Linked DNA regions of Homo sapiens: region 1 is linked to region 2. The links are chromatin loops, found by intact Hi-C in ENCODE. Cell type or tissue: Caco-2. All regions are shown on one strand. Region 1 overlaps LPCAT1 (lysophosphatidylcholine acyltransferase 1). Region 2 has its middle 64 kb from the start of MIR4277.

What was found. Peaks named below come from ENCODE experiments on the same cell type or tissue, not always from the same donor. Only the 100,000 strongest peaks of a DNase experiment are listed, where the experiment ranks them.
Region 1: a loop joins it to region 2, with 4 times the contacts of the local background. A loop is called at or near these places in 22 of 110 quality-filtered maps.

The regions. Positions count from the first base shown.
Region 1 is chr5:1,512,042-1,517,041 of GRCh38, reverse strand. The region is part of intron 1 of LPCAT1 (lysophosphatidylcholine acyltransferase 1); the gene reads left to right. Among named protein-coding and RNA genes, the nearest start is that of MIR6075, 3.7 kb to the right of the region's middle. RefSeq lists enhancers at 1-17, 577-1,136, 1,137-1,696, 1,697-2,257, 2,258-2,816 and 2 more and a silencer at 4,974-5,000. In Caco-2, no CTCF peak of the experiment used is centred here; DNase peaks (open chromatin) are centred at 651, 1,481, 2,071 and 2,541.
Region 2 is chr5:1,642,839-1,647,838 of GRCh38, reverse strand. No RefSeq gene overlaps it. Among named protein-coding and RNA genes, the nearest start is that of MIR4277, 64 kb to the left of the region's middle. RefSeq lists a silencer at 2,824-2,873 and enhancers at 3,822-4,484, 4,525-5,000. In Caco-2, a CTCF peak has its summit at 2,769 (motif pointing right); a DNase peak (open chromatin) is centred at 2,768; H3K27me3 peaks cover 173 bases.

The sequences.
Region 1 (5,000 bases), 130 kb after region 2:
ATGTGATCACTGTTTGTCCCTGTGAAACCCACGTCATTTTGCAACCCTGGGGGATACTTTTTGCTGTATTAAAACCAATGCATCCCTGGCTTCTCAGCCATGTGCCAGCAGCATGAGCTTAGGTGTGTTAAAGGTGAGGTGCTGTTCTTGAACTTCCAGCACAGTCAGCTCCCAGCTTCCCTCAGTGTGGTCTTTCCTCTGCTGTGACTGGTGGCCCTCTAACCTCATCCCCTGTGCCCTCGTCCCCTGTGTGGGGAGACACTGCTGGGGTGGGGGCTGGTACCTGGGGACAGCAGCCTTTTCCAAACCTTGATTTTACTCTTGAATTTCACACTTCCCTCTTAGAGCCAGAGGAGTGAGTTATTTCCTCTTAAAGATATTTGCCACATACAAGCTTAAAAAAAAAAAAGGAAAGAAAGAAAACAGTTTCTCTCCCAGTTCTAAATGTTTTAAAACCCTTGGGGTAGAACCAAAGCTGGGCCAAGGTACTGGAGGGCAAGGGCCCTGGAGCCAGGGAGGGCTGGTGTCCATGCACAGACAGTGGGGATGCCGCCGGGCTGGGCAGGCGTGGATCAGCATGGAATGCCTGGGCTCCTTAGAGTGGAGTCTGTTTGTTCTCCTAGGCTACCCTGGAGGGGTTAGATCCACCTTTCTGCAGCAGTGAGTCATTGTCTCCATCAGGGAAGAGTCATGGTCACCTGTGTGCCATGTGAATCATCATTGTGACATCCTCCTGGGTCCCATGCATCCATCAAGCTCAGCACATCCCAGGCTAGACCTGTCCTGTCCCTGTGCCAGGCTGTCTGCCCAGTCAGTGGCCCCAGGACCACGTGGCGCCTGTGCCATTGGGGAAGTCTCTGTAAAGAGTGGGCTCTCCTCTCCCTCACCTTAGAGCGATCAGGTCATTTCTGCCTCCCCCACAACTGCCACTGGGCAGTGGCCTCCAGCCCCCAGCAGCCCTCCCTCTGTGTCCACAGCTGCACGTCAGGCTGGTCACCTCTGTACCTCCCTGCACTCAGAGGAGTGGACATACTTGCCAGGGCCCACAGCCCCTGCCCACTCCCATTCTACCCACTGGCTGAGCAGGGGTCAGCCTTGCCTCACAGACGTTACTGGTGGTCCAGGGGCTCCCTGCAGCTGGGGGAAGCAGGATGTCCTGGGTGGAGGGTCTCCCATAGCCAGGGACAGGGCCAGGATGTGCTTGGTGGGCTCCCTGGAGATGGTGGCGCAGACCCAGAATTGTGGGGACAGAGGCACTCCTGCAGCTCGGGGGAGTGGGGGTGAGCCAGGATGTTCCGGGGGGCCCCCTGTATTTGCCCGTAGTGTGGAGCAGGGTGTACAGGGCAGGCCAGGGGCTCCTGCAGCTAAGTGGGTGGGACTTAGGCCAGGATGTTGTGTGTGGGCGGCAGTGGGAGGTGGGGGAGGGTCCCAGTATCTGTAGATAGTGCAGGGCAGGGTATACAGGGCAGGCCAGGGGGTTGGGCCAAGATGTTCTGGGGGGCCCCTGTATCTGCGGGTAGTGTGGGGCAGGGTGTACAGGGCAGGCTGGGGGTGGGACTTGGGCCAGGATGTTCTGGGCTGGCGGGGGAGGTGGGGGACCTTGTATTTGCGGGTAGTGTGGCGCAGGGTGTACAGGGCAGGCTGTGGGCTCCTGCAGCTTTTGAGGGTTTGGGCCAGGATGTGCTGGGGGGCTCCCTGTATCTGCAGCCAGTTCGGAGTAGGAAGGGCCGGGCAGGCTGGGGACTCTTGTAGCAGGATCCCCTGATGCAGGATGTGCTGGGGGGCTCCCTGTATCTGCGGCCAGTTCGGAGTAGGAAGGGCCGGCAGGCTGGGGACTCTTTCTTGTAGCAGGATCCCCTGATGCAGGATGTGCTGGGGGGCTCCCTGTATCTGCGGCCAGTTCGGAGTAGGAAGGGCCAGCAGGCTGGGGACTCTTTCTTGTAGCAGGATCCCCTGATGCAGGATGTGCTGGGGGTGGGGCTCCCACCACAGGGGGCTTGGGAGGTGCTCTCCACCAGGGCCCCACTGGCTTTCTGCAGATGTTTGTTAAACAAATGCAAGCAGCTAGAAATGCCACGGATCCTGAATTTCAGGATTCTTTTTACTCAGACCAGGCGGGAGGTCCGGGGAGATTGGCGTTTCCCTGGGCCACAGCTCCGGAGGGCCTGTCTCAGGGCCTGGGCTGAATGGGAAGCGTGCTGGTATGTGTGAAGGTCCTGTTTTGGCTGGAGGTGGAAGGTGGGGTCCTGGCGGAGCACGCAGGGGGACCTTTTTGTTGGAATGATCCCAGGAGCCTGCTTCTCCTGAGCCCCCCACGATGTATCACTGTCTGCAGCGCCTGCATGGTCCACAGCCCCTGAGGTCCTCGGACACCAACAGAGTGAAATGCTGCTGCAGACCTCGGCCTGGCGGCGTGCCTGGCGGCGTAGGGTGCATTCCCAACCTCGGAATTAAAATGTGCAGAATGTACACCTGGGGGTCAGGGTGTGGGGCGTTTGGTTCACTTGACCACCTGTGGGCCCCGTGTGGACTTTGAGTCCCCCAGTGCGGAGCAGACTCCCAGTGTCCTGGGACACAGCCTGGGGCTCAGGACTGACCTGTCGAAGGAACAGTACTGAAGAAACAGGCTGCCTTTCACCGCGAGCGTTTGGCATGGCTCTGCTCTGTGAAGCTGTGAGGCCCGTGCACCTGCGATGGCCCCTCGTGCTGCTGTGGCTGCAGTGCTGGCATGTGGACCCTGTTTGTTGTTTTTGGATATCGCTCACTGGGCAGATGAGGCTGGGGCCTCCCTGTGCCTGGCCTGTGCCGGGCCCCTTGTGCCCAGCATCTCCTGTGCTTCTCCTCCCCTCGGCCTCGAGGACAAAGCTGGTGCCTCCCAGGAGGGCCCTGGCATCTCCAGCCTCTCCCCAGCCGCTGGTGGTGGGGGTTCTGCTCTCGGGCTGCCCATCTGGCCCCGTTCTCATTGGAGCTTCTCCACGGCTCCTGGGACTCCCACCTCCAGGGCCCGTTTCTGCACGTGGGAGCTTTGCCTTGAAAGCTGCCTTCTGAGGAAATGTAATCGCAGGGTGTCCCGCCCCACGGGTGAGAGCCTGTGGAAATGGAGGAAATGTCATCACAGGGTGTTCCGCCCCACGGGTGAGAGCCTGTGGAAATGGAGGAAATGTAATCACAGGGTGTCCTGCCCCACGGGTGAGAATGTAATCGCAGGGTGTCCCGCCTCACCGGTGAGAGCCTGTGGAAATGGAGGAAATGTAATCACAGGGTGTCCCGCCCCACGGGTGAGAATGTAATCGCAGGGTGTCCCGCCCCACGGGTGAGAGCCTGTGGAAATGGAGGAAATGTAATCGCAGGGTGTCCCGCCCCACGGGTGAGAGCCTGTGGAAATGGAGGAAACATAATCGCAGGGTGTCCTGCCCCACGGGTGAGAGCCTGTGGAAATGGGTCAGGTGTAACCGAGTCCCCGCAGCCTCCAAATAGGAATCTGCAGCTAGTTTCTGCTTTTGAAGCTTAGCCTGTGCCCACAGTGGAACGTGTGCAGCCCAGAAGCTTACACTTCTGAGTTTCTGCTCCCTTCCCTCCTGTATTCTTCTTGCGAGCACCTGCCGTGAGCCAGGCCTTGCAGGAGCTGAGCCCTCGGGGTCACCAGGCAGCAATGGAAGGGCCTCCCAGCCTGCAGCCTGTATTGTGGAATCTCTCCTCTAGAGTGTGGGGCTGCAGGTTGGACATGGGGGACGTCATATGTAGGGACCAGAGGGACAGAACTCTGGCTGGGTGTCCCAAACCCTTCAGGGAAGGGGGATTTGTGCAGAGCTTTGCGGGTGAGGAGGCATGAGGACTGTCTGGGAGAGCATGTGGGCAGGACCCGGAGGCCAGCCTGGGGACCGGAGGAGCGGCTCCGGCACCTGCCTGCCATCGGTCATCTTGAAGCAGGAACTGGGGCATCGGCTGTGATGCTCACATAGCCACCCTGCCTGGGCCCTCCCTCCGTGGGGCTCTGCACTCTCTACTCCTGATTTCTCAGCTGAGCTTGCACCTCCACCCCACGCCCTTTTCCCGCAGGCCCACACCAGGATGCCGGCGCGTGCCATCTTTACACGGGCTGCACCTGTGCCGTCTGAGCCAGGTGGTGCTGCGGTTTCCGTCGGTCTCGTTCTGCCTGCACCTGGACACCATTTGTCCAGAGTGCACATTGCAGGTGCTCAGGAATTGTCTGCAGAATGAGTAAGCGTGTTTTCTTTCACACACCTTTTTACTGGTTACTTTCCAACAGCACCAATGTGTGAGCACCATGCCCTGTGCTGGCATCACGGGTGTGAGCCAGGGTGTCAGGGAACGCTTAGTCCAGACAGCAGAGCCCCCCGATGGGAGGAAGACTCCAGGTGAAGGCGTGGGCCATACATAGCTCAGGGGGCCCGAGGGAGTCAGCCCACAGGGCACAGCCTCATTCCAAAGGTCACAAGGTGTCCAGGAATCTGCATTTGTAGTACACAAGGTTGAAAGTCTGAGATGTGGCCCCCCGTGGGCACTTCAGCAAGCTGTGTCTTCTCCAGTGACTGCAGGGTGCTTGCCCCAGATGTTGGGGGTCTATGGCCCTTGATTCTACGGGAAGCATGGACACTGGGTGCTTCAGGGATAGTGAGAGGGAGGCTCTAGTGTGGGACTGCTCTTGGGCCGGGGCCTTGTGACCCTGTGAGCCTCCGTGGGATGATGATGCAGAGCTGACAGTGACTCCGAAGGCGGGTGTGGCCGGCCCAGCGGCTCCATATCTTCCTGATTGGACATGGGGCATGGAGGGCCTGCCTGTGTGGCACCACCCAGCACATAGCCCCACTGCGACTCACGGGGCCGCACGCCACACAGGAGCTCAGACTACTGTGCCTGCCAAGCCCTGTCCGGGTGGCCGTGGGGCTCACTTTACTGGCGAATGAGCAGGGCTCTAAGTGTGGTACGCCCTCTGCCACCTGCTGTGTCCTGGTGGTGATGTGGGGCTGCCCAGGTGG
Region 2 (5,000 bases):
GCTGCCGGGATAGACCCACAGGGCCTGGGGTAACAGGCAGGGGTTTGGACACTGTCTTTCGAGTGACAGGGAGATGCTGGTGGGCACCAAGCAGGGTGGTGGTGCCATTACCTTGGAAAGTGGAAGGCTGCTTCTGCCTCAGAGAGCCATGGGCTGGAGAGAGGCGCCCGTGGGCTAGAAACCTCACACGATTAAAACGCCTATGACAGAAGGTTGGAGGGTGGCTTTTGCTTGTAAACATGATTTTTATTATCATTATTATTACTATACTTTAAGTTCTAGGGTACATGTGCACAACGTGCAGGTTTGTTACATAGGTATACATGTGCCATGTTGGTGTGCTGCACCCATTAACTCGTCATTTACATTAGGTATATCTCCTAATGCTATCCCTCCCCTCTCCCCCCACCCCACAACAGGCCCTGGTGTGTGATGCTCCCCTTCCTGTGTCCAAGTGTTCTCATTGTTCAATTCCCACCTGTGAGTGAGAACATGCAGTGTTTGGGTTTTTGTCCTTGCGATAGTTTGCTGAGAATGATGGTTTCCAGCTTCATCCATGTCCCTACAAAGGACATAAACTCATCATTTTTTATGGCTGCATAGTATTCCATGGTGTATATGTGCCACATTTTCTTAATCCAGTCTATCATTGATGGACATTTGGATTGGTTCCAAGTCTTTGCTATTGTGAGTAGTGCTGCAATACACATACGTGTGCATGTGTCTTTATAGCAGCATGATTTATAGTCCTTTGGGTATATACCCAGTCATGGGATGGTGGGGTCAAATGGTATTTCCAGTTCTAGATCCCTGAGGAATCGCCACACTGACTTCCACAATGGTTGAACTAGTTTACAGTCCCACCAACAGTGTCAAAGTGTTCCTATTTCTCCACATCCTCTCCAGCACCTGTTGTTTCCTGACTTTTTAATGATCGCCATTCTAACTGGTGTGAGATGGTATCTCATTGTGGTTTTGATTTGCATTTCTCTGATGGCCAGTGATGAAGAGCATTTTTTCACGTGTCTGTTGGCTGCATAAATGTCTTCTTTTGAGAAATGTCTGTTCATATCCTTTGCCCACTTTTTGATGGGGTTGTTTTTGTCTTGTAAATTTGTTTGAGTCCTTTGTAGATTCTGGATATTAGTCCTTTGTCAGATGAGATTGCAAAAATTTTCTCCCATTCTGTAGGTTGCCTGTTCACTCTGATGGTAGTTTCTTTTGCTGTGCAGAAGCTCTTTAGTTTAATTAGATCCCATTTGTCAATTTTGGCTTTTGCTGCCATTGCTTTTGGTGTTTTAGACATGAAGTCCTTACCCATGCCTATGTCCTGAATGGTATTGCCTAGGTTTTCTTCTAGGGTTTTTATGGTTTTAGGTCTAACATTTAAGTCTTTAATCCATCTTGAATTAATTTTTGTATAAGGTGTAAGAAGGGATCCAGTTTCAGCTTTCTACATATGGCTAGCCAGTTTTCCCAGCACCATTTGTTAAATAGGGAATCCTTTCCCCATTGCTTGTTTTTGTCAGGTTTGTCAAAGATCAGATGGTTGTAGATGTGTGGTATTATTTCTGAGGCCTCTATTCTGTTCCATTGGTCTATATTTCTGTTTTGGTACCAGTACCATGCTGTTTTGGTTACTGTAGCCTTGTAGTATAGTTTGAAGTCAGGTAGTGTGATGCCTCCAGCTTTGTTCTTTTGGCTTAGGATTGTCTTGGCAATGTGCGCTCTTTTTAGGTTGCATATGAACTTTAAAGTAGTTTTTTCCAATTCTGTGAAGAAAGTCATTGGTAGCTTGATAGGGATGGCATTGAATCTATAAATTACCTTGGGCAGTATGGTCATTTTCACGATATTGATTCTTCCTACCCATGAGCATGGAATGTTCTTCCATTTCTTTGTATCCTCTTTTATTTCGTTGAGCAGTGGTTTGTAGTTCTCCTCGAAGAGGTCCTTCACATCCCTTGTAAGTTGGATTCCTAGGCATTTTATTCTCTTTGAAGCAATTGTGAATGGGAGTTCACTCATGGTTTGGCTCTCTGTTTGTCTGTTATTGGTGTATAAGAATGCTTGTGATTTTTGCACATTGATTTTGTATCCTGAGACTTTGCTGAAGTTGTTTATCAGCTTAAGGAGATTTTGGGCTGAGACGATGGGGTTTTCTAGGTATACAATTCTTACAAACCCACTTTCAACTGAATTTGAGAGCGGGGAAGCTGGGAAGGAAAGCCCAGGTGTAGACGGCCTGGGTCCGCTAGCCCCGGTGCTGGCTGGATCCGGAGGCCTGGTGGGTGTGCGAAGAATTTCTGTCTCGGTCTTTCCCGCCAGGATCACTGAGGCTGAGCATGACCGTGCTGGGCGCGGCTTCCTGCTGGCGAGTTGGATGTCTGCCCCTTCGCCAGCTTTCCACAGGGCCGCTCACGACTCTGGTCTCCACCGCCCTCCAAGGGGTCCTCCCTTCTGTCCCTGCACTGGCGACGACAGCGGTCCGTCCGGCCCCGACAGAGCTCTGAGGCCTCCTGCAAGCCCCGCCACTGCCCAGGATGGAGGAAGGCTTCGGGGAAGCCTTCCCAGGCGGGATTCCGCCGGACCCGGGGGACCATCCACAAGAGAGTGTGGGCAGCACGCAGGACGTCCTGAGAAGACGCTTGCTCAGCTGGAGTGTTTAAAAACAAACCGAATAGCGTCAGCTCCTGGGGACTGCAGGAAGGGAACAGGCTCAGGGCCAGCAGCGCGTAAGCTGCGGCTCCGAACTGGGGACGCGGAGACCACACGGTGGCGCTGTGGGCCGTGTTTCCCGACACTGCAGCGCGTTAGTTCGTTCCCGCGGTTCTCACCCTTAGCCCCCAGCAAACTCTGCAGCAGAGGAAAATCAGATCCACCTGCCTGCGGGGTGCGGGGGAGCTCGCTTTCAGCAAACTCTGCAGCAGAGGAAAATCAGATCCACCTGCCTGCGGGGTGCGGGGGAGCTCGGTTTCAGCAAACTCTGCAGGAGAGGAAAATCAGATCCACCTGCCTGCGGGGTGCGGGGGAGCTCGGTTTCAGCAAACTCTGCAGCAGAGGAAAATCAGATCCACCTGCCTGCGGGGTGCGGGGGAGCTCGGTTTCAGCAAACTCTGCAGCAGAGGAAAATCAGATCCACCTGCCTGCGGGGTGCGGGGGAGCTCGGTTTCAGCAAACTCTGCAGCAGAGGAAAATCAGATCCACCTGCCTGCGGGGTGCGGGGGAGCTCGCTTTCAGCAAACTCTGCAGCAGAGGAAAATCAGATCCACCTGCCTGCGGGGTGCGGGGGAGCTCGCTTTCAGCAAACTCTGCAGCAGAGGAAAATCAGATCCACCTGCCTGCGGGGTGCGGTGGAGCTCTGTTTTATGCCTTGAAATGCATTTGCGGCATCCCGTTGTAAAACTGCCCGTGAACGCAGCGTCAGGCGCTCGTTTAAACAGGAAGGTAGGTGCTCTAAGACATCACTGAGAGAATTAAAAGTAACTACATAGCAGGAACAGCACGATCTCGTTTGAAGATTTTATTTAGAAACACCAAAAAAGGTAAAACGGGTAGTGTTCTCTAGATGGAGGAATAGGAATTCGTTTATTTTCTTATTTTTGCATATATATGTGTAACTTTAACACCAGTACTCTGAAAATCACTGAATATCAGAACATCTTCTTAATATCTGAGTACCCAGGGCGGGTCCGAGGACGTCCCCAGGGAAACTGTCCCTTGTCGGGGTGAGTGGCCCAAAGGGGCCCCTTTGGGATGGGGGAATGGGGACCCTCCCTCCCCAGGGTTTCCCATCCAAGGAATTTCACTGGAGGCCGGAAGGCTTCAGAACAGTTTTTCCTCCACTCTTGGATGATTTTCTTGGACTGCCCCAGACCATACAGCCCCTGTCACTGAGCAGTGTTTTGATGCTGACAGCCAGCTCCAGTTTCTGAGCTACCAGCTTCAGCCTTGCTCCCGGGCACTTGTGAAAAAACCCTACCTGGGCCCCGCGAATCCACATTCTCATGCTCATTCTGATCCCCGGTGACTCAGGGCCACATGGGAGTCTGGGAAGAAACAGCTCTGCCGGGGCAGGAGCATCTGCAGCCATGATGCCCCCAGCCAAAGCACAGAGGGTTGTGCCCTCTCAATGGGAGTGTCAGGGGCAGGGACTGCATCCCCACCTGTCACCTGTCCACCTGCAGCATCTGAAAGAGGTGTAGTTGTTAGTATATTGGCATTACTAGAATCTCATTGCAAAACATTTCTATCACCCTGAAAAGGAGCCCTGGATTCACTCCCAGCTCCCTCTCTCCGCAGCCTCCGGCTGCCCCCAGTCTGCTTTCTGCCTCCATAGAGCAGCTTATTCCCAGCATTTCATATGAACACCATCACAGGACACGTGGTTGCTTTCATGTCTGGCTCCTTTCATCTAATAATTTTTTTTTTTTTGAGGTGGAGTCTTGCTCTGTTGCCTAGGCTGGAGTGCAGTGGCGCAATCTCGGCTCACTGCAACCTCCGCCTCCCAGGTTCACGCCATTCTCCTGCCTCAGTCTCCTGAGTAGCTGGGACTACAGGCACCTGCCACCATGCCCGGCTAATTTTTTTGTATTTTTAGTAGAGACGGGGTTTCACCGTGTTAGCCAGGATGAGTCTCAATCTCCTGACCTCGTGATCTGCCCATCTCAGGCCCCCAAGGTGCTGGGATTACAGGCGTGAGCCACTGTGCCCGGCCTCACCTAATAATTTTTCTAATAATTTATTCAAATAGGCATCAAGCTCCACACAGGCACAAGGGCCAAGAGGTGCCCCCAAGGGCTCGTGTGTGGGGCGAGGAGGCAGGTGGTCCTACAGAGGGGGTGGTCCTGCAGTGCAGGTGAGTGCCGCACATGCTGGTGGCATCACCAAGGCCGGGACTGCGCTGCAGTAACACCCACCTCCCACTGGCTCAAAGCAAAGGGTCTGTGTGTCACTCATGTCGCTGCTGAACCCGGGCTGGGTGGCCCTCCCACAGCCCC